3 separate regions of the Mus musculus genome follow, and all the other regions are linked to region 2. Evidence: chromatin loops called from intact Hi-C (ENCODE). Cell type or tissue: left cerebral cortex. All regions are shown on one strand. Region 1 has its middle 40 kb from the start of Gm24833. Region 2 holds the start of Ncald (neurocalcin delta). Region 3 has its middle 26 kb from the start of Gm15942.

Evidence for each region. Hi-C counts contacts between places; a loop is a spot of excess contacts. Peaks named below come from ENCODE experiments on the same cell type or tissue, not always from the same donor. Only the 100,000 strongest peaks of a DNase experiment are listed, where the experiment ranks them.
Region 1: it touches region 2 in a loop (5-fold over the local background); 3 of 42 quality-filtered maps call a loop at or near these places.
Region 3: it touches region 2 in a loop (6-fold over the local background); 5 of 42 quality-filtered maps call a loop at or near these places.

Annotation. Positions count from the first base shown.
Region 1 is chr15:37,559,319-37,567,318 of GRCm38, forward strand. It overlaps a transcript of Ncald not described here. Among named protein-coding and RNA genes, the nearest start is that of Gm24833, 40 kb to the right of the region's middle. In left cerebral cortex, a CTCF peak has its summit at 3,700; DNase peaks (open chromatin) are centred at 5,329, 6,224 and 6,654; H3K27ac peaks cover 2,451 bases.
Region 2 is chr15:37,453,191-37,461,190 of GRCm38, forward strand. Ncald (neurocalcin delta) reads right to left here and starts at 6,192. Exons shown (of 4, transcript NM_001170868.1): 1 at 6,027-6,192. In left cerebral cortex, no CTCF peak of the experiment used is centred here; DNase peaks (open chromatin) are centred at 2,533, 2,818, 3,504, 4,607 and 6 more places; H3K4me3 peaks cover 3,938 bases; H3K27ac peaks cover 3,258 bases.
Region 3 is chr15:37,722,638-37,730,637 of GRCm38, forward strand. It overlaps a transcript of Ncald not described here. Among named protein-coding and RNA genes, the nearest start is that of Gm15942, 26 kb to the left of the region's middle. In left cerebral cortex, a CTCF peak has its summit at 3,874; DNase peaks (open chromatin) are centred at 392, 1,754, 2,794, 2,933 and 5 more places; H3K27ac peaks cover 6,849 bases.

The sequences.
Region 1 (8,000 bases), 110 kb after region 2:
TCATGACACATTTCTTCTTACCAACAGGGAAGCTAGGTGTGATATGTTTATAGGCTCACAGTTCTATGCCCCTACCTCCCACCCCCACTGCAACATTCAACACATTTGTGGAATACTTCTATGTGATTATTTGGTTACCTCCCTCCTGCCAAGATATCCATGCTGGCTTTATATCACTGTGATAAATACCTGAGATCAACCAACAGACTAAAGAAAAAGGGCTGGTTTTGACTCATCATTTCAGAGGTGCCTGCTGAGCTCATTTAGGCCCAAGGGGAGTCAGTACAACATGGCAGAAGTGGATACTGGAATAAACTGCTTGCTTCATGGCATCTGGAAATCAAGGAGAGATGGAGGGCTAGCATGCCCGCAGTGAGTTGACTTTCTCTAGTTCAATCTACCACCTGTCAATAGTTTAATGGGATGGGAGCTGTCTCCCTTTCATGGGCCTTTTGGGAGAGATCCAAGGGCCAAAGGATAGCCCCATCTTACTGAGTAGTAGGCAGAAATCATACTTTCCTGGTCCCTAGTGTCTGGCACAGTGCCTGGACACATAGTGATGGCTCAACCAGTTCTTGTTGAAAAATAAATAAAACATACTTCTAGGAAAATGCACTGCTATCAAATGGGTGGCATTGTATTGTTTATTCTTCTCGAGGTCTCAAGTTAGTGGGTGCTGAGTCAACACACATTCATTATTGAAATGAGCCTTTATGTGCTTCAAGCACATGCTCCCATCTTGTGTAACACCAGGGGGTCTTATTACAAGCTTTCTAGGAAATTAGCTGCCCTTGTTCCGTGCTTCTTGTATGTCCTGATGAAAAGGCAGTTTTATTTTTATTATTGACTATATTAGTTATTCTGGGACTAATGCATGATGGGTAGAAAATGGCTGACTTAGACTCAATTATGTGACTGGTCAGCATTAGTCTCTACATAGTATTTGTAAATATCTAAGCTCAAACTTGAATTGTCTTCTGAATACCTGGCACCCTGTATGCTCTGGGTAGTCTGTTGGAAAATCAGTGTTTTGTGACATAGGAGCATTAATGGGACATTGAAAATAATATGTGGTGAGTCCTCAGGCTAAAAGCTATTATTTGATGGCATACCTTAAAATTATTGGTGACTTACTGTGCAGAATACAATGTATCCCTAAGATTTTCCTTCCTGAGGGAAGTGGTCACTAATGAAAATAGAGGAAAAGAAAGAAACCCACTGCAGAAAAGATGTCTTTATAACACTCTGTAGTGGAGAAGCTGATCATTTGGGGAGACTTGGGGAAAAGTAGCAACTTCTTGGGACTCCAGAAGAAGTAGTCCTTGCAGAGAGGGGGTAAAGTCAGACATTCATCATTGGAATGTTAGCACTAAGCCCAAGCTGGAGTCCACCCGGACTTCATTCTACACTCGATCTAAGGTAAAAAAAAAAAGGCCGAGACGCGATAGATTGCACTCTAAAGCCATTTTCTTTTTATTGGAAATAGATTCTTCTCATACAATACATCCTGACCAGAACTTCTCTCCCTCCACTCCTCTGAGCTCCACTTCCACATCCCTTTCCCCCCAGATCCGCTCCCTCTCCATTTTTGCTTCAGAAAAGAGCAGACTTGAAAGAGACAACAACCAAACACAGCAAAACAAGATACAAGACAAGGCGAGAATCCTCCTGTTGAGGCTGGACAAGGTAACCCAATAGGAGGGGAAAAGTGCCCAAAATGTGAGAGATACAACTGTTTCCACTGCTAGGAGTCCCACAAAACCACGAAGCTGACTCCTATAATGCATATGCAGAGGACCTGGTGCCCACTCACGTAGGCCCAGTGTTTGCTGCTCCACTGAGCCCCTGTGATTCCTGCTGAGCCAAGTCGGTGGGCTGAGAGGTGCTCCTGATGTCCTCCATTCCCTCTGACTCCTACAGTCTTTTCTTCCCTGCTCCCCAATCTATGACGTGAGGGACCCTATAGAGATCTCCAATGTAGACTCTCTTGGTATCATATACAGTAATTTCTTTACACACAGCCTTCCTACTTTCTGCTGTCAGGATCTGCCACAAGGCAATTTTTCTTCACGTCTGGATTTCTTGCACAAAATTCCCCAAACTCCACAAAATTCAAGAGGATTCGCTAACTTACCATTCTTTTGGGAAAAGCCCAGCTAAGAGGTCTACGTCTACATGGAAGAGGCACTTTCCTCCTTAGATTGCCTGCCCCCTGCTCTCTCTAGCCAAAAGTTGTCCATCCAAAAATGGCTCTTTCCCCCCTGAGAGCTTGTCTGTCAATCTCTCACCTACCTAGTCTTCCTTGGGCATGGCAGATGCTGCATATGGGAACTTCTGGGACCTCCCCACACTCACCAAAGAGGAAGCTGAACAGTTTAGGCCCCTCTAGAAGAGATCCACACTAAAGAGTCTTCTGAGACTGAAGGCACAAGGCAGATGAGGATGCTCAGACAGGTGCAAGAATAAGCCAGCGTCTAGCCAGGCATAACCCTAATCCTCAGGAAGCCGAGGCAGGACTCTGAGGTCAAGGCTACTCAGGACTACATAGTAAGACTCTGTCACAAATAACAAGGACAAAACTTTAGAAGAGAATAGTGTGACTCTTCTCTATGCCCCCATGTTTAAAGAGTGGGGTTCCTGTGTTGGGTCTCACACGTTGTCTGCTATCTTTAGACCACACACATTTTTCTATGATGGCTTAGATTGGCGTCAAAACGACTGCCATGTCTAGTGCTATGACATCAATAAGCAGTTCACTTGTCACAAGAAGAGAGACCGCCTCCAGCTGCCTGTGCTTAATGGCCTTAAATGTACAGTTTTGTTTCAGCCTCCAGGAGAAACACAATCCTCCAATGCCAGCAGGGAGAAAGCCATTAGATCCGAACACGAATGCTACTTCTGACAACTTGACACTGTCCTACAGGTTTCCTTGAAAGGACTGGCCTACCAAATTTGGAACAAAGAATTTTACTTTCACTTTCTGCATTCGCTGCCTTTTCTAAAGCAGATAAGCTGTGTGACTAAGCTAATGCTTAAATCAGAGACACATAAATGGGAGAGAAGTTTGTTTCACATAAAAATTTCAAATTGTCATTCTTCCTTGTAAGACCAAATATATGATATTATATATTTATATATATATGATGATAATATATATGTATATATATACATATATACATACATACATACATACATACATACATACATATATATAACCATCTTGCCCTTATTTATTTTAATTTTTGCCATTTTCCCCTCACACAAAAACTGTTTGGCCAAGAATATATGAGATTAACAGTGATGCTTTGACTCCAGCATATAAACACACACACACACACACCAACACCTATGTCATATTATCTTGCATCCAAATCTTGGGCCCATTAGCTTATTCTGAATGTTTTCCAAGAAACCCACATACCAATAGAGTCCCCTCCCTGAAAAGCTAGTTTGCTATATAACCAATGAGATGGTTTTTGAGACTCTTATCAACAAGTTAGGAAAGTGACAATGCCCCTGTCTCAGCAGGAAGCTCACTATTGCAGTGTGACCCTTGCTGTACTGAAGTAAATGCTCAGAATGATTCAGAATCAGAAATAAATGCCAGCACACTCAGTACTGTAGAGTCAATTTCCCATTACAAGGAAGCAGAGTCGGGAGTCCAGAGGTGTGGATGCCCTTGGTCTCCTCTAGGGAGCAGTACTCTCAGTCTCCCGCTTCACTGCCAGGTCTACTATTTTGTTTTTGACTTGCTTTGCTTTCCTAAATGCAACACTTAAATGAGGTTCCCATCTAATCGGATGCCGCAGAAGAGTACAGATTTTTCCTTTGTCCCCTGAAAATCCCAACAAACGCCCAGCTTTGCCTTTCGTGCGGTACAAACCCCTCACGTTAACTATGGCAACGGGCACCCTAGGACAAAGCAGCTTTGAGGATGGACATAAGCCAGTGCCCTCTTTTACCAAATACAAACTAAGACCCAGCAACCTAAGCAGCGGGAACACCTTCGTGCTTTAGATCAGAGGTTACAGTCTAAAATCTGGTCCTCTCGAGAGCTTAGGAAAGAACTCACTGTGTGCAGTCCCAGCACCTCGGGCCTCAGAGATGCTCTGTCCAGGCAGCTCCTCTCAGCAGCGGGCTGGGGCTCTGTAATTGAAATCACGCATAGTCAGCCACCCTGTTATCAGAACACTCAGCAATAGCAAGAAAATTCAGGTTACTTTTATGTCCCTGGAGTTGTCTCTGCAAACAGCAAGCATCAAACACACCTCTGAGAAGCACTGAAGCTCAGCCCCTCTGTCAGTTGCCTTAAAGTACTCAGGGATGAGTGTCATAGGCACAGTCCCCTCAGAGAACAGTGTTTCATGGTCTCAGTTGCTTTGGGCATGCTACACAGACAATGCAGTGTTAGGGGCACATGAACTCAGGTATAGCCAGGGATTACCAACTTCAAAATAAACTTATTTATGTATGGGTGTATACACACACACACACACACACACACACACACACACACACACACGGAGGTGGTAAAAGAGAGAGAAAGAATACTATATTGTCAAAATACAGAAATTATTTTAAATAATAAAACATAGGGATTGTCATTTAGGAATCATATATTGGCAATGAACAGTACAACCTAAATTCACTCTCATAAAAATCAATAAAAGGAAATATTTTGCTGCATTCAGCTGAAAAAACAAGCAGGTAAAATAAGACAGAAGTCAGGCCAGTTTAGGGAAAGCAGAGATTTGCTTTCCTGTTTGACTTTCTGTGGCTCTCCTGACACAGGTTCTCTGCAGCTTCTCAGGCCATGTCTCGTATTTCAGTCACCCAATGTCAGCCTTGGTCCTAACAAAATATTCCAGTGTCTCCCAAGCCTGGATCTGTAAGTCCCTCTTTTGTGAAGTCTAACGAAATCACATAAACTAATCCAGGCTAGCCCAAGAGGTAAGGCTAGAGTTAACTTACACAAAACTGACATAGGAGGCGTTTGGAGCTCTTTGAGGAGGAGAAGCGGAAGAAGGGAATTATGAAAGGGAATCCACACATTTCCATCACAATAAGGCTCAACAAGAGGGGAAGGTTGACATGTAAGCATGCCTGGCCACGAAAACACTGGGCTAGGCCTTGGATTCTCAGCTACCGAGACCAGAAGGAGTGAGGCTAGATGAAGACCGTTTCCCTGGCCTGCTTCACTAGAGCTCTTCTCTATCAGCACAGGGTCCACTCCCTGAGGAAATGACTCAGAACTCCATTTTGGTTATGAAACTTATTCTGCGGTGTGTGAATTTCCCATCTTTCCGACTTTCGTTTGTCATCCAGACAGCTCTGCCAGAGGAGGCCCACATCACGGCTGGAAGCAAACCATGACAGATGTCACAGGCTGCCTCCCCAGTGTTCAGTCTGCCTCTCTCCCTCCAGAACCCTAATGTTGTCCGAAGCAGGAGCTCTCAGCTGAGGAGGAGAGGCGCAGAAGTTCTGTGAGGGGAGGTTCCTTGACAAAAGCCACACAGTGCAAGACCTAAACCGAAAGGAGCTGCCATGCTGGCCTGCCCTGCCTGCTCTTGGGCTGCCATTCAAGAATGAGTATGCTTGCTTAAGTCATCTAGAAGGGTTCCTTTAGGACACAGAACATAACCCCGAGCCAAGAAACTTTCACTAACACCTTGATAGTGAGATACTGAGATTGTGAGAAATCAAGACTCAAGTCAGGTCTCCTGACCTCCACCAGTGACAGTTCCAATCCTAGGCACTGCCCAAACAGTCCGTCCTCTGAATACCATACAAAGGGAACTTTCACATGGCTACTGCCACCGTTGAGCCTTATTGTGGTAGGGACGTGTGGATCCTTTTTCAAAGTTGCTAAAGCAGACTCGTACTGCAGACCTGTAACCCCAGCACTTGAAGATCAGGGGCTCTAGGAGATCTTCATCTACATAGCTAAATACAAGGCCAGCCTGAGCTACCTGAGACCCTAGCTTCAAACTCCCAAATGCAACAAAGCCTGCCTTCCTCTCCAGCCAGGGAGGCTATTTAAATGACTTGAGCCACAGTTCAAACAGTGGCGGAGGGCTCATTTTCCACCTTCCATTTTTTTCTTGTTTTCTTTTCTTTTTTTAACACGTGATTCTCAGGCATTCTAGTTGCTAAAGCAAGCCTGCCTTGGCTGAAGCAGAGGACACTTGTCTCATTTCTACACACTTCCTCTGCAGGGTGTCTAAGGGAGAAGCAGCTCTCCTCCTAAATCTTGTTGCAGAGGAGGTTTCTCCCTTGTTTCCTCCTTCACTGGGCTATTAAAAGCTATCAGCGCTCCCATGGAAGCTGAAAAACCTTTCCCAGCCAAGAGGAAACCGTACCCAAAGATGATTCCAGGGGATTAAGGGTTTAGCTGTGAAAAGCAAAAAGGCTTAAACGTTTAGAGGGAGATTTTTAAAAATGACATTTTTCTGACCTCAAAATGGAAAAGGAATCTTCGAAGCATATAAGGGTTAATCATAAAAAGAAAGATGGACGTATTTGCAACTGTAATATTAAGGTATGACAAAGAATGTTAAGAGGGGAGGGGTCTGTGAATGTCTCAGCAGATAAAGTCATTTGCCACCAAGCCCGGGGGCCTGGCTTTGATCCCTAGGGCCTATGTGGTGGACGGAGAGCATCAGCTCCAGAAAACTGTCCACTGACTTCCACTCGTGTGCTGTGTGTCGCAGGTGCATGATATCCACCCACACCACCCCCTGAAGAAAAGTAATATATTCAAAGTTAAAAAAAAAAGACAGGCCAAACAAGTATTCAAATTGTCTAAAGAAATGCTATGAATTGGTCATAAAACCAAGATAATAACAAAGCTAGTAATAGATCCCATGGGCACACTACAGAGGAGACAGGCAGACATGGAGGAGACAGGCAGGCTCGGAGGAGGAAAGCAGGCTCAGAGGAGGAAGGCAGGCTCGGAGAGGACAGGCAGGGTTGGAGGAGGAAGGCATACCACGGAAGAGGAAAGCAAGCATGGTGAATAGACAGATAAAAACTGAGCAATTGCATGTGTCATCGAAAATGCAACTTAAATGCCCAGGTTGGTACAAATCCATAGCAGCCCAGGATCAATTTCATCCTATGGCATTGAGCCCACACACCCACTGAGCTTCTATTGACATGGTCCAGTGCTGTGGTCTGGCTGATGTGTGCTCTCCATAAAATTTAATGCCCAGTGCAACACCATTAAGGCCTGTGGTTCTAGCACCATTATATAAAAAAAGACTTTGTATGCAAGCCCTCTTTTCCTTTGCATGTCTACTGTCATACCAAGTGTGTGTGTGTGTGTGTGTGTGTGTGTGTGTGTGTGTGTGTGTGTGTCCATGCACACATGTGCACAAGTTTGAAACACAGCGCGTAAGTGGAGGTTAGAGGACAACTTAGAGTTGGTTCTCTACTTTCAGCACATGGTTCCATTAGCTGAGGTCATCAGCCTTGGTGGTAACCATCTTGCTGTGGTTTGAATAAAACGACTGCCATAGGTGCTTCGGGGGTGGCCTTGTTGGTTAGAGTGTGTCACATTGGAGTGGGGGAGACTTCAAGGTCTCAGAAGTTCAAGTTAGGCACAGTGGCTCTCAGTCTTTTTCTGTTGCCTGTGGATCAAGATGTAGAACTCTCAGCTCGTGTTCGAGGACCATGGCTGCCTGGATGCCACCATGCTTCCTGCCATAATGATAATGGACTGAACCTGTTGGGCTGTAAGCCAGCCCAATCAAAAATCTTAATTTTTAAGAGTTGCTGTGGTCATGTTGTCTCTTCACAGAAATAGAAACCCTAACTAAGACACATCTTTACTCACTGAACTGTCTCACCAACCCAAAATCTTTGTTTCTAACCTATAGATATCCAGGTACCCCAGTGCGACTTGTTTGAGAATATTTCTCCCACTGGATTACTTTGGCACGCTGACACACTTAGCTACTCCTTATTCACGACCACTTCCAGGTCTTCTGAGCTTCTTTATT
Region 2 (8,000 bases):
AGGCTTAAACAACTCACAGCAGGTCAAACTATTGAGTGCCTAGTGTCTGCCAATTACTATTGGAGGGAGTTGATTCCAAAACCCCATGAGATAGGCACTAGTATTGTCCAAATGAGAAAATGTGGCTTTTGTAAAAAAAGAACCAACACAAAGTGGTAAAGACAGGACTTACACTCAGCCTAACTTAGGAGGAGCTGGAGTCCCTGGGCACCTGTGTGAAGCAGCATTTTTCTCTAACCAGATTTGTGAGTGAGTGGAGACAGAAAGCATTGTGTCTGCTTACTGAAGCAGGGAGCTTATTCTTAGTGGTTAACACAGAAAACATGGGAGATATTTGGGTACCAATGTAAAGTTTACTTCTAACGAGTAATGTGGGTCCTATCTTTTGAATAACCCCAAGTATTGGCATAAGAGTAAATTATTCTCTTGGTTACTTATCTTCTGAATGAGGGACAGATAACCTTTGGCCCACTGGGAACACAGGCTTGACATACTCACCTGGAATCTCTGATTCAAGCAGGTGGAAAGAAATGGCTCTTTTTGCTAGGTATTCAATAGCTGCCTCTTCTAAAGTTTGATTCTGGAGTAGAATCTAATGTTTTCCAGGCTACTTGACTACAGTACAGTGTATCCATGAGAGAAGGACTCCTGGTTTCTTGCTCCCTATACAGCCAGACTGTAAGTGGTCAATGGTGGGGACCTGACTTATTCTTTTCCACATAGTATTTCTCATGCCTAGTCTAATATTGGTACATAACAGGTGTTCAGGATTTACTGAATGTATCAAAGGCTGAAGGGTCAGTCAAGAACTCAGAGCCACTACGGTTCTATGTTCCAATGGTAGACACCATTCAAGGGTCACGGTAAGGAGGGACCCAAAATGCCTAAAGTAATATGATGCTGCAGAAGCCACCTAGTGAGTGAGAATGGCCGATCCTGCTGCAGCTGATCCAGGGTGTGACATGGGAAGGTAGGGGGTGCCATTACTTTTGTGGAACACTGTTATTGTACCTTCAAGATGCTGTAAATTTGATGGTCACAGAACTGATTGTGGTCTATGGAAGTCTCCTTAGCATACAGTCATACTCTTTGGCATTTATGTCCAATACACATATAATAGAAACAAAGACATTTCAGGGTCAACATTTAAAACGTTTACCTTGATGTAATGGTTAATTTTGATTGTCCAAGTGACAGGATCTAGGATCAACTAGGGGACAGATAAGTCTATGGGCACACTTGTGAAGGAGTTGCCAGATTGGGTGACTCGAGGTAGAAAAATCCATCCTAACTGTGGAAGGCACCATTGCATGAGCCAGGACCCTGGACTAAGTAAATTGGAGGAAGCAAGCTGAGAAACAGCATTCATCTGGGTCTACTTCCTGACTGAGGATGTAATGTGACCAACTGCCTTGTGGTCCCGAGGTCATCCTGTCTGTGCCCTGATGGACCACATACCTTTAACTGTGAGCCAGAATAATACCTTTCTTTGTTTTGTTTTGTGTTTATTTTGTGGGTGTTTTTTTTGTTTGTTTGTTTTGTTTTGTTTTTGAGATAAGGTTTCTCTGTGTATCCCTGGCTATCCTGGACTCACTGTGTAGACCATGCTGGCCACAAATTCACAGACATCCACCTGCCTCTGCCTCCCAAGTACTGGGATTAAAGGCATGCACCACCATGCCTGGCCAAATCCTTCCCATTGTTGGGTATTTTTGTCACAGCTACAGTAACCAGTACAGCTGCTTAAGGAAGATGTACAGGCCTCGCTTTGCTGGAATGCTGAGCAGAGCTCACTGACTGTGGAAAAGCATCCGATTAAAGCAACAACTGGAATATCTTTCATATTAGCAATTTCTTGCCTGCAAATCAAATATAGGACTTTATCGTGACATGAGTCTATTCCATTCTAGATTACCATGGAATAATTTAATTAAAAAATTGTCATTTCTATTTATGCACTCGTGTGTGCCTGTGTGAGTGTATGCTACATGTGTACAGGTGCCTGTGGAGGCCAGAAGAGGCTGTCAGATCCCCTGTAGCTGGACTTACAAGCAGTTGTGAGCCCTTTGACGTGGTTTCTGGGAACTGAGGTCCTTTAGAAGAGCAGCAAATGCTCTTAAGTACTGAGCCATTTCAGCATGACATTAATGGCATCTATAGATATATTTCACAAAAGCTATAAATTTAAGCACAGAGATGAGAAACTATTGGTCTGGAGAATGTAGCACCAGTGGACTTAATATTTATCATATAATTTCTGTATAAAAGTCTCAATAAACACTAACTTTTATGGCATCTCTTATGGAAACAATAAAAAAATGTTGAATTTTGTAAAGCTGTTGCTAGTTGCTTTCCATCCTAAGATGCCATTTAAAGAAAAGTCGACTTCGTAAAAAATCACGACACATTCCTTTCTGCGCCGAAGTTTCCAGCACCTCCATCAAGAAGCAGAGGACAGCTGGGGATGTTAGACTTTCTCCAAGTTTCTCTGCAGGTTGCCACAGAGACTCAGGCTCCAAGCAGGTGTTTTTCCTAATCCAAAGAGCAAGAACTATTTAAGAACATCCTCTTTCGTAATCCCTCTGAGACCACACGAAAAATTACTCAGCTTCCATTTCAAATGCAAGGGATTTGGATTTGGTTTAAACAACAGCTTGTGCAAAACCATCTTAACTCCATTCTTTTACACCAGTATGGTAGGAGCTCATGTAATTGAAAGGGCGGCTTTGGTCTCTCTAAACACAGGGCTGTGACAGCAGCTAATGGACAGCAAAGTTCCCTCATCTCACAGAGGAAAGTCAACACTATTTTCTTCTCATTCAAAACAATGTAGGGAATGAGAGCTTTTCTGACACCCGACACTACACAATGACACTCACACCTCCTACTACACAATAACACTCACACCTCCTTCTTGGCCTTAGCTATGTCTTGCATCCAGTTTGGCTCTTCTGGGAAGTGTCTGCTTTTCCCAGCATGCTTCATGAAAGCACCGTCCACTTATCTTCCCTGTGTGGATAAAGGTCTCTTTGTAAACAGCTATGGTCCTCTGTGGCACACGGTTTGAACTTGAGTGACCTGTCAATAGTGTTTTCCTCATAACCCATATCTACCCAGGTAAGAGTTCCTTGTGCAGGTAACAGAAGACGAGTTAAGGGTGGCGGTGGTGGGGTATTAAAGGTAAATTGCAGATTTAGCAGCTGAGGGATCTTGCCATCCCCGTCTGCACCAGTATTTAGAGTGTACTGTGAAGTTCTCAGGGTCCAAGAATAAAATCAGATGCTGTGGAACTGAAATAAGGTTATGGACTTTGTCCAGGGGGTTCTATGTCCTTTGGCCCCACAAGCTCACATATTAGTTACCTCCAGAGCAGACAGAATCCAGAAGAACCCCAAGAACTTGGGTGGTTAAATAATGTCATCTTTATTTCCACCAACCCCAAACTGAAATTTAGTATTTCTTTCCACTAAAATGTGGGTCACAAACCACAGTGCCAGGGATGTTGCCAAGACAAATCGCAGATATTTGCATTTCATATTGCAATTCTTAGACTAACTCTATTTCAAAGCAGCCTTCACGCGAAGCACTGCCTCATTACTGTGGTAGCTATTGCACCTGCTGGTAGGGTATATGACTTAATAACATATGAACAAAGCAATTATCCTGTCATAATGAAAAGATAGTATATTTTATTTTTTATTATTTTGTATGTTTTGAAATTATTCTATAATAACTTTATCCCTCCCATTTTCTTTGCTCCCTCCAATACCTTCTGAATCTCCCCCCTTCCCCTGCCCCTCTCCCCTCCCTGCTTTCTTTCAAACTCATGGCCTCTTTTTCTTTTTCTTTTTTTAAAGACACATTTTCATGAAAAGTAGTTTCCTTTGCAACACAGCATACTTTGTTTTATGCACTTCAGATATCATTCTGGAAAAGAGTCCACAGGTAGCACCAGACGGCCAGACGTGCTCGTGGCACTGAAAGGGTTAAGGCTTCCTGAAACTAGACCCAGAGCCTTTAATAATTCAGCAGCCAGGTTTCTAGAGTCAATCATTCCATGCTGGCATCTTCTGAGGCTGAAGCACTCTTGACCTTGATAGCAGGCAGCACAGACTCGCTGCTGCAGGGGGATGCTCCTCAGCCCCCTTTCCTTATTTAAAAAAAAAAAACAAAACAAAAACAAAAAACCAAACCCTTGGCTCGAGGCTTTGAAAGTTCTTATTTTCATCAGGGAGGCTCTTTTCCCAACTTTTTATCACCGACATTTTGCCACTAACACCGACTCTCTCTCTCTCACAGTTTTGATTGTTGGAATCCAGTCTCATGCATGAGGGCATGAGGATGTCGTACATAATCATCTTGTGAATTTAAAACCAGGGAGAGAACCAAGAAAAAGAGTGAAGATAACAGTCGACACAAGAAAAGTTAAAGCACCAAGTGTATACCACGAGAGATGCCTTTAAATGACAGTGCTAGCTGGTCCCCCCATTCTCAATTGAAATGTCACACACCAGTTGACTCATGAAAGTGGTAGCGTCTGGGTTACAAGAACATGAGGTCAGTTAAATGACTGGAAGACGTCTTAGTAAATACATGTATGTACAAGCACATCAGACAGTGGACAGTCCTAACGGAAGCTCTGATCAAAAGGTCCATTCACTGAAAGCTGCTTGGAAAATAATTGATTCAAGCAGTTATTCATTTACTGCTGCGGCTACAGGCTCTCAGAATTCTCACCCAACGAGAGCAAAATGTAGAACCCACAATTCTGAGCCTAGTAACAGAAGCAAAAAACAATGTATTCTTTCACCAAACTAAAATATAACTATATCGTCAACCTACTGTCCAAACAATGTATTATTTCTCCAAACTAAAATATAACTATATCATCAACCTACTGACTGCATATATCGAGTGGAGCCAGTCTATCTATGCTCCTTCAAATGCTGGTTCTATTTCAGATGGCTGTCTAAAATACGCCTCGTTTCTGTTAAATCTGTAAGATCTAGAAACCTGTTTATCCATCTAGGCTTCTGTTTGCTTCAGAACCTGAGGTTTCCTTGAAACTTGGAGCTGCAGAAGGAGCTAGCAGAACCACAGCAATGCACACACAACAGCCGGAGCAATCCTTGCTCATCAGTTACCAAATCACTCACACAAGACCTGGAGCAAATTTTTATCGAGCATCCTCAATCTACATTTCAGTTAGGGAAGACCTCACATCAATGCATATTTAGTTCCAGGCTAGTTTCTTCTCAAGATAATTACTTTTAAGAATAAAGATCAGAACCAGCTTACAGGACTCCTTAGAAAAGGCCAGTCAGTCCCTCCTCTTCACCAGGGTTTTCAGAGAGAGCGAGCCACAAAATAGCACTTCACAGTAACACCCACAAAACAACCACACGCACACACATAAAGGTTCCACCCCGACTTCCTTGGCATATTGCAGATTCTTTTCTCTAAACAGGAAGCTGTTGACAGTTCCCCTCTTATTTACAGAGTACCAAAAGCCCCCTTTACAATAATAACCACAACTTTCAAAGTCTAGAGTCTTTTCTCACGGTTCCCATTGTTGCTAATTATACATGCTGCAAATGAGGTAGAAACCAAATTCCAGACTGCTGTGGGCTGACGCAGAATCAGCAGCAGCAACAAGGAAAAGTTAGCTGCTCCCTCCAAGGCGGTGCTGGAGTTACCAGACCCCAAACAACACTGAAGGAGGGATTCCTAGAATTCAAGGGAGCAAATTTGGCTCACGCTGCAAAATGAGAATTTCTAAATAATGTATGTTAGCAAGCATTGCGCAAGAAAGATTACATTTTAACCTACTTCATGGAACACTAATCCAAATTTAACCAAGTTCCAGAGACTGCCTGAAATTCGTGACTGGAAGCTGCTTCACATTCTTTGGCTCCGTTCGTCAGTAACTGCTCTTGAAGGCAAAGTTGTAGGAGGTTAAGAGGGGAGGGAAAACCATCAGGGGCTGTGAAACCACGTAACTCCTGTGTATAAAGCAAACCGATTACCTCACGCTGAAGAAGTGGGGGTTTAGTAGTCCATGCTCCTGCAGCCCCTGGGAAGCAACAACCACAGCTGTAGGGACAGCAACAGCGGCGGCGGCGGCAGCAGCAGCAGCAAGGTCCAGCATCCACCAGATTCTCACAAGCCTTTGACTGTGCGGACTCAGCCACAGACTCTGCCTCTGGCTGACGTCAAAGTCCCTGTCACATGGCCAGATAAAAGCCAAGAGAGCATTGGTTGTCGTAGCAACCACAGACTGGCTCTGAAATTATTTCAATAGGTCATCTGTCACTGATGTGTGTGCTCGTGTGTGTGCATATCTGTGTGTGCATGTATGTATACACATGGATTGCAAAACCATTGTGAACAGTGCCCGGCAGATAATTTCAACCCTCAAAGTTGTGACTCACGAGTGCCTGCAACTTTCATCATTAAAGCCTGCTTGTCCTTTCTCTGGTTGCCAGAAAATGCATGCTGTGACCCTTAGTCTTACTATCACAGCACAGAGCCCCTCCCCCTCCAGTCAAAAAAAGAAGCTGAAAACATTCATGAGGTGGTTTTCTTAGTGAATTAAATTCCCCTCTAAATAAACTGAGAGAAAACAGCTTTCAAGAGATTGTTGGTGGAAAAACTGTATATTCTTGAAACTGAATCCTCATCGGTGTCCCGAGAGCATGCCGATGAAAGATGGTGTGGCTGAAGGAGCCTGACAGGAAGGAAGCATGCTGCAAAAAGCAGGGTAGATAAAGCCAAGTCGCATGCCACCTAAGATTCCTTGCAAAAATGATGACCAGAACACTTCCACAAGGGCACAACTTTAGAAGGACCTGGAGATGATGAGAAAAGGGGCCAGACCCCTCCGCAGGTCCCACACTCTACCCTCCCACGATTCTCTGGTCCATAACGGACTGAGGGAGTTTCATGTTGAGTGACTGGTTCGGCATCCCACAGATGGAATCTCCCTACCACAGAGGAGTCAACAGTGCAGCCCACCTGTTCCCAAATTACAGCTTCATTGCCTTCAGGGACACGTTAGCTGATCTTTAGCTCTGTGTGAGTGCTTATGACCCAGTTCGTTCTCATTCTTAATTAACAGGAAGCCAATTAAACAAAATTGAGTAAAACCCATAGGAAGGCATTATGAAAAACCCATTTAGAAAATGTGGACTCATTCAAAAAACAAAGGAGCTGAAAGGTGGGGAGAAGAAAGAGGTGGTGTGCCTGGGTCATTAGGACTATACACAGACACAGTCACACACACACGCACACGCACACACACACACACTGCGCCTGCACGTGCAAGCATACAAACATGTGCACACACACATAAATGCATGCACACACTCATATTCATATGTGTAACACACTCACACATGTGTGCATACACACACTATGAGATATGAGTGACTCTGTGGCCAACTGGTTTTGTTCTGTGACTCTGTCTTCAGTAGAATAGAAGCTGATCTTTCACAGGACTAATGGCCTATCTGCTTGGCCACAGAAGCATCCCGTTCCCCCATTCCATCTTCCATGCTAGCTCCAATGAAGAGAGAGAATGGGTTTTTATTGGAAGTTATTTTTCTGATGCTATTGGTTGTACCGTGGCAAATGTAAAGGCAAAGTGTAAAGTTAGATTCTTTACTTTCAGACTGAAGACAGTCAGGAATGGACCTACTTGTTAGAATGACAGCAGCTGAACCCAGTGTCTGTGCAAATTGGTTTGAATGCCTTATAAGGGGCAGACTTAAGCAACAGGTCTATTTTCTAGACTTGTGTTCTACATATAATTCTGGTTCTCTGTTTAGGAGTGTGGGTCCTTGCTCTGGGCTGGGAGGGAGGAAGGTGTAGGAAGGGAAGTGTAGGTGTCCAGGGATCAAGTTCTCCCTGCTGGCTGCCTGACTTGACTTAGCCCAGGCTCTGAAGCTATGCTGCCTTGTCAATCGTTTCTCCATTTTATTCAGTTTAATATCAAGAAAATA
Region 3 (8,000 bases), 270 kb after region 2:
ATATCTCCCATGGTGCAGCACCTCCAAACCTTGAATAAAATACTCCCCACTTAAGAAAGAAAGGACCCCAAGGACCTCCAGAGATGACCAAAGGTATTTTATTTTAATTCAGCTAACCACACAGAAATACAAAATGACTTATGTAAGCCTTGTTTGCCTTCTCAGCACTCTAAGAACAGTGGTACAAATTAAATTCAAAACTTTAAAGCTAATAAAATTCAAAACAACATTAGCAGCACGCAAACGATTCTATTGTTTCATTGAATCTAAATTGCTGTTCTCAGCTTGCATAAGGCATTGACTGTTGAGGCCCAAAGTGAGTATACTATGTGTGCCAGGGGAAGACCTGCTTCCAAATTCTCTTCTCCAACTGAAACAGCACTCTTATGTCATCTGGCATGCACACCACACAAGTGCACTGTTGTATTTAGCCTGCTTCTGGATCTCTCTCATTAGATCATGACTGGAAATGAATTCCTACTTAGCCCCCCGGCTCCTACAAGCAGGATGAGTGGGAGGGGACATAAGCATGTGTTGTATTAAGGGACATCCAGAATAAATGGACCTTTTAAAAAGGTATTCCATTGAAACCTCAAAGTATTTAAAGCTCTCATTGAGAAGTCTCAGAGAAACCAACCCCTGTTTAAGGAACACTGAGACCAGAGCTATGGTTTGAATTCAGGCTTCAAAATTAAGGCACTGAAATGTGGTGGCCAGTGGGTAGTATCAGAGCTGGGGCCTTTAAAGGGTGTGACGGTGCTTTCCCTCGAAGTGTGACTGAGACCTTGAAGCAGACTTCACAGTCCACACAGTTGCCCTTCTGCCTCTGTGAGCTCACAGTTTTCTTCCTCTCAGGGATACACTGACAAGATCCCACCATGGAACGCAAAGGCAGCCAGGACACAACCAAACCTGCTGGCATTCAGGTTTGGATCTCCCAGCCTCCCAAACTATGAGACAACAACCTTCTCTTCTTCATCAATCCTCTAGTCTGAGATATTCTGCCATAGTAGCAGCATGGATTGTGACAGCGGCTTTCACACACTTCTTTGCACACAGTGGAGACACCCAGAGCCAGCCCCATCCACGATGTGCACCTGCATCTGCCCCTCCATGTCATTCTTATGGTTTCTTGTACTCACAGTTACCCACATTTCTACAATATCAAGCTTGTTCTGGGGCTCAAGCATGCCTTTGAATGACTGTTTAAAACACAGACCAAAAGCCAGGCGGCTGTGGTACACACCTTTGATCTCAGCATTTGGGAGGCAGAGGCAGGTGGATCTCTGTGAGTTTGAGGCTAGCCTGGTCTACAAAGGGAGTTCTAGGACAGTCAGGGCAACACAGAGAAACCCAGTCTCAAAAGGAAAACAAAAACAAAAGCAAAAAAAAAAAATGCCTAGAAGACAGGAGAGCCTACTTCCTCCACCCTCTTCAACCACTTGCATTCTTGGTGGGCCTTCCTGCCAGGGCACAGGAACAGACCCAACCAACAGACTCTTCCAGGAATCTCAGTCTCCAGTGACAGAATATCAGGAAGCAAAATAGTTGCTGCTGCTTCCTCTTGAAGTGAGTCCTGGAAGACTCCCCTCAGGCCCTCAGAAGCATCCCACCTCTGTCTGAGGCCACCCTTGCAGCCCATGCACTTCCCTCAACCCCAGGAAGAGTCCCATGGCTCTTTTTGTTCCTTTTTGGCTGAAGTAGCCAGAGTTGGTTTCAGAGCCCCGACTGATAAATATTCCAACGCGAGTTTCTAAACATAAACAGTCTCAAACAAGGCAATGATTACAGGAACAAATGTAACTGTGTTTGCCTTTAGGTTCCCAAAACAGAAGTGACCTCATTCCCAAATACTGTTTATACTGCATGTTCAGCGGCTGCAGCCCTGAGTTAACTCTTTCCCTGCCATTCTGCAGCCCCAGAATCTCCCCACTGCCAGGGATCAAGGTATAGCCACAGGAGGTCGCTTTCAGAATCCTCAAAACAGAGCCAAGTGCAAGTGCTACCATGTGCAGTCCTGCTCAGTAAACCTGGTCACTCTAGTACACAATGGAGTTGCCATTTTGTACACTGAAAACACAACAAAGGTGTTTCTCGAATATACTGGTAACAATATCGATAATAGTGGCAAACACCGGTGTGCCGCTATGCACGAGGCAGTGTTCTGGGGACAGACAAGTGTTAGCTTACTAGATCCTCCCAAAGGCCCTTACTGTTTTCTGCCCAATTTCCTATGTGAAGAACGAATAGAGAGATGCTAAGTAGCTTGTCCTGTTTGCTGGTAAGCAGCAGGGGGTGGGAGGGAGAAATTAAAGCCCATGAGATCCACCAATAGTTCCTGCTTCTATCCAATCCTTGTCCTGCCTTCCACATGACAAGGACATGCCAGACCAAGGTCACCACAGGCCCTGGAGAACAGAGTCCCCGCTTTTAACCCCCACATCACCTTATGGGAAGGGAGATGATCATCAGACGGCTCTCAAGGGACACAGTTCATTCCATTCTTTCCTTGTTACCAAGGGACCTAGAAAGCCATGAAGATAAAAGCAACGACAGTATGTATTTTACTTATTTTTAGACAGAGACTCCCTGGGTGCCCTGGCTAGCCCGTAACTTGTTATTTACAGGTTGGCCTCAGACTCACAGAGATCTACCTGCCTCTGGCTAGCCTGTAACTTGTCATTTACAAGCTGGCCTCAGACCCACAGAGATGGACCTGCCCCTGCTTTGCTTTCCTTATGTTTGATGTAAAGACGCTCGTTACGACACTCAGCTTCATGGTGTGCTTTGCAGATACTGTGCGAGCACACCTCAGGTGTCCATCCAGACTTGGACCCACTAGCTGGAACTATTAACTAAGTTCACTCAGAAAGATGTCATAAAGCCCTTCCTCTTGCCACATCCGAGATGCTGCTGGAAGGTTTTTCATATGTAACATGAGAATCTTTACTGCATTTATGCTCATTTCTAAAAATAGGCCTAAAGCATCCTCCAAGAAGAGAATGGGCATGTGAGTTTAAGGGAGAAAGAGCCTCACAGCTGATACTACAGCGTCACTTAGATTGATATATAGAGATATGTATAGTTCACATAGATGCTGTAACCAATTAGTATAGAAATTAAGTCAAAAGCACTTTGTACAAATCAATGAATAGATGTTTTTAGCTTAGTCTTAAGGAGCCTCAACTTAGCAAAGATGGCCTGCGTGGGGGAAAAAAAAAAAGAATAAAGACTTATTTTAAATTTTAGTTTTCTCCAGAAATAAAGTATTCAAATTAAAAACAGATGGAAGTGTCTTATTTCTTTATCCTTCCTCGAAATACCAGAAAGATTTCATACTTTAGGACTCATGAATTGCAATCCAGATACCTACACAGCAACTCAAGCCTTCAGAAGCATGCACAGAGAGAGAGAGAGAGAGAGAGAGAGAGAGAGAGAGAGAGAGAGAGAGAGAAATACAGAGAGAGACAGAGAGAGACAGAGATGGGGGAGGGACAGGGACAGGGACAGAGAGAACACGTGCATGAAAGCATACACGGACCCTTTAGTCAGATACCTGCTTTAGTTGTCTATAGTAACTAAACCAGTGTTCTCATACTGACGTACCTACAGCAGGCTAGAGCAATGGTTCAGCATTTGAGAGCACTGGCTGTTTTCCCAGAGAACCAGGATTTGATTCCCAGCACTGACACAGAAACTCACATCTCAAGTTCCAAGATATTTGATGCCGAATTTTGGCTTTCACAGGCCCCAGGCACATACATGGTACATGGAGATACATGCAAGGAAAACATCCATACGTACACTTAAAATAAAATTAAAACAAAATTAAATATCCAAGAATTTCATACCAGCCAGCAATGCAAAGACCTTCAGATGAGGGGCGCTCTTGCAGAGGGCCTAGCACCAACTGCTTGCCTAGTGAGGCCTATACTTTATTGGATGGAGTTTTTCCTCAGCTAATTTCCTTCTGTGCTCACACCCTCTGTCTTCCAGCTAGTATTCCTGGAGAGGCCAGCACAGCTCCTGTCTGAGGGGATTCTGTAGAGTCCTGCCTGACTGATTATCACAACAGATAACTCACACCCTGGCCAACAGCTAAGAAACCTCAAGGTGTAGGCTAGAAGCAAACCCATACCAACAAAATAAGAAAACTAAAGCGCAGAGGGGCTTCGAGGTCTGCGGAGGGAGCGGGGAGAAGAGGAAAGAAACAGTTGGAGAGATGTTCTCTGTGCTCAAAATAGAAATGCTGAGCACATGCAGCAGATTTCCATCTGCTAATCTGGAAAGTCACACTGCTTGGTCCTGATTCAATCAGCGAGGCTTCCTTCTCATATCCGCCAACGTGTTTCCACTGTCCCACACGCAGACAACACCTCCCATGAAGGTGCTTGGCCATTCGCTCAGGGGTGGAGCTGTAGCAACCTGCCCCCTGCCCAAACTACAGGCTCATTCCCAAGAGACTCTCTGCAAACCTTCCCAGAGGATATTCCTATGTTTTCAAAGCTTAAAAATAAAACCTAGACTCATATTGCCTTCAAAACGCATTCAAAGAGTAGGCAAGCTCTGTTTGGAATTCAGCTTTTTTTATCTCACTGTCTGAATCTTCTCTTCCAATCTTGTTCCCAATTTCAAACTCCCCTGGGGCTCTAGAGGCTACCTATGATAGGCACCAAGATTATAAATTATAAATCCATTGCCTTTCTTCAAAGAAAACAAAGCCAGCCATTTCCCATAACACCACATTTCCAAGCAGAGAGGGCTGGTGGCTTTTGGAGATTTTAATGTTTTATACTGATATATAATTTCAAAAGTATATGTGACTCCAAGTTATTCTTGGAAGAAAAGTCTTTAGAACACTCTGGGGTTCTTTGGCCTGTTGGGTTTCAGCTTTGTGGATCTGCACAAGGTCAGGACAGTGAACCAGTTTTCTTTATTCTCCTTCTTGGCTACCACCGATAAACACTGAAGTGACCCATAGAGACTCAGGTAAAAGACAAAACAGTCACAGGGTTGTCACAATCGTTCATTTTGATTTGTTTTGAACCAGGGCCCCACTAGGTAGCCCTGGTTAGCCTGGAATTTGCTTTGTCACCCAGGCTGGTCTTGAACTCACTGCCTCTACCTCCCAAATGCTGGGATTAAAAGCTGGACCTCAAGATGGCTCACTGCCTCACTTCTCCAATATGTAATTGAATACTGAATACCTGAGTTCTGGCTTTTTGTGATCTTTATTTCAATTCCTACACAGGTCTCAAACTCTCGAGCCTCGGATCCCCTGCTTTTACCTCACTGAGTGCTGGAATTATAGGTATACATCACCATGTCTAGTGTTTATGCTGTGATGGGGTTCAAACCCAGCTTATAGTGCATGTTAGGGAAGCACTCCTCCTGCTAAGCCATGCCCCAGTCCTTCTTAGGACAGCTTCAATTTATCACTGCATCCTTGTTCTGCCAGTGATGTGGCACCAGGACAAGACACCTAATGTAAGGGACCAAGCTTTCCCCCTGTAGGGCTTAGGGCATAACATGGACAACCATTTATTACACAAATAGCTCTTCCGTTATTATCCCTGCCATTTATTTAAAAAAGAGGTACATTTACTTTGAAAATTTCCCTTAAAGGGGGGAAAGGAGCATCAGGGCAAAGTTCACATGGCCTGTGGTGCATCCAAATAAGACGGCCTCATCTAAGGCCCTGCAAGCACCCAACACAAAACATGCCCATCTGTGTTCAAGCAAAATCACAACGTACAGGCTCACAGAAAGAGGGCATCTGTGCCCCAGCTCTTCAAGGATGCAGTTGGATGGCTGGATGCTGGTTCTTAATGTTATCTTTCCAAGACTCTGTCACCTTTTCAACTCTCCAAGCTCTGCCCACCTCCATAGACTGGACACTAATCCCAATAAGATCATTTCTATTCCTTCTATCTGTGTCTATTTAAATTGATTACAGTTTTAAAAGAAGATTTCCAAAGACAGAAATATTTCCATTTTGAGAAATCAAAAGACAAAATCAAGTTATCCACTTGACCCATCAAGCCACCCCAGTTAGAGTCATTCCAACTGTTGCCTGGTCCTCGCCTCAGGGAGAAGAGGGCCCACAACTCCCACCGACACTGCTAAAGGCTTGCCACCCGTGGCAAGAGATCAAACTCAAAGCAGCTATCACTAGGAGGAGATGCTGCTCAAGGGCTGTCCTCTGCTACTGCAATTGCTCCTTGTTGTGCTGTAGTGGTTCAGTATCAGCTCGCTTCAAGTGTGCATGCCCATATGCGAAACACACACACACACACACACACTCTCACACACACAATTGCCCTTACATAACCTTGGCAAAATTTCCTTTTAGAAAGGGCATTCAGGGAAGAAAACCCCATCAAGGTACCACAACTGCCTCCTGGCGAGGAGCAGACCGACAGCTTCTGAATTGTGGGAAAGCATGCAACCAAGTCAGGGCTGAACTCACACATGAGGCAGGCTATGGTGTGCGGCGTATGGTGTATGGCGTATGGTGCACACCCGCAACACACAGTGGGAGTGTAAGAGTAAAAATCTGCATGTAGCTGCAGCAGTTGATACACCTCGGCTTCTGCAGGCAGGAAGTACACAAGGAACAGAGCAGAGTAGAGAACAAAGACCTCACCGATCTCATTGGGCATTGCCTTGTTCATATTACCCAGCCTGTGCCTGCTGCCCTACTCCTTCCTTTCCTAACAATATTACTTTCCATCTGGACTCCCAGTTGCGAGAAGCCTTTTCTGCAGTCCGCGAATGCTGAGTTCTGCTGAACTGCGCCCCCCTTTCCTGTCTTGCGCTGCTGTGGGTCTTGTTAGACACAGCTGCCTTTATCTTCCAGGATTTCACTGATCTTGTGGTCCACTGTGACGGAAAGCTGGAAACATTTCAGATAAAACCAGGTGTGCACAGCTGTAATCCCAGCACTGAGGGAGTGGAGGCGAGACGATCGGCAGCTCAGGGCCATCCTCAAATACATAATGAGTTTGAGACCAGCCCTACCCTATGAATAAGCCTGCCTCGGAAGCGAAACGAACATCCAGCACTGGGGAGGCAGGAGGATATCTGTGAGTTCAGGCCAGCCCATTCTACACAGTGAGATACGAAACAGGAAGGACTACATAGAGAGACCTCGTCTCAAAAAACCACCACCACCCCAAAAAGTGAAGCAAGCAAAGTATTCATGGAGAACAAGATGGCACCTTACAGTTTTATGTGCAGGCCTATGTTACAGGGGGACAGCAGCCATGAAGAGTGGACACTGACAGGTACCAGACCAGGACAGATAAATAACCCCTGATTATACCCTCAGGGGCCTTCCCACTGCAGCCTTAAAGGAGCACTCCTCTGTGGGCTTTGAGTAAACTGGCCTCTGTCCATCTCTCCCTTCACCCCTTCAGTCACATCTATATTACTCATTTCCTAGAAGTGACAACCAGGGTTTACCATCACAGGGCCACAGTCAACCTCAGGGCCTTTGCACCTGCCTATAATGCTCTTCTCTGCCCTCTTGACTAAGCTCAGGTTGCTGTGAAACACTATTTTGTAGCAAGGCCATCCCTGGTCACCTGGTTCATGCAGCTTCTTGTTATTCAGCCCAGTTATTCTAGGTTTTGTCACCCTCTGATTTCCTCATCCCATCTATTAGTTCTAAAACATTCTAGTCTTTAAAATAGATTACCATGATTATTAACTTATTTCAATGCCTCAATTAATACTTAGTTTCCCAATAGAAACTATTCAATAAATATTTGCACTACAGGAGAACTACACTTTTAATTGTGGTGTGTGTGTGTGTGTGTGTGTGTGTGTGTGTGTGTGTGTGTGCCTCTGTAGGCTTGAGCTGATCTTTCTGCTATTTCAAGGAAGAATAAAGAAATAAGATCTCTCTTTCTCTCCCCCACCCCTGTGTGTCTGTCTGTCTCTATGTGTGCTTCTGTGCATATGTGTGTGTGTGTCTGTTTGTCTCTCTCCCCTCTTCC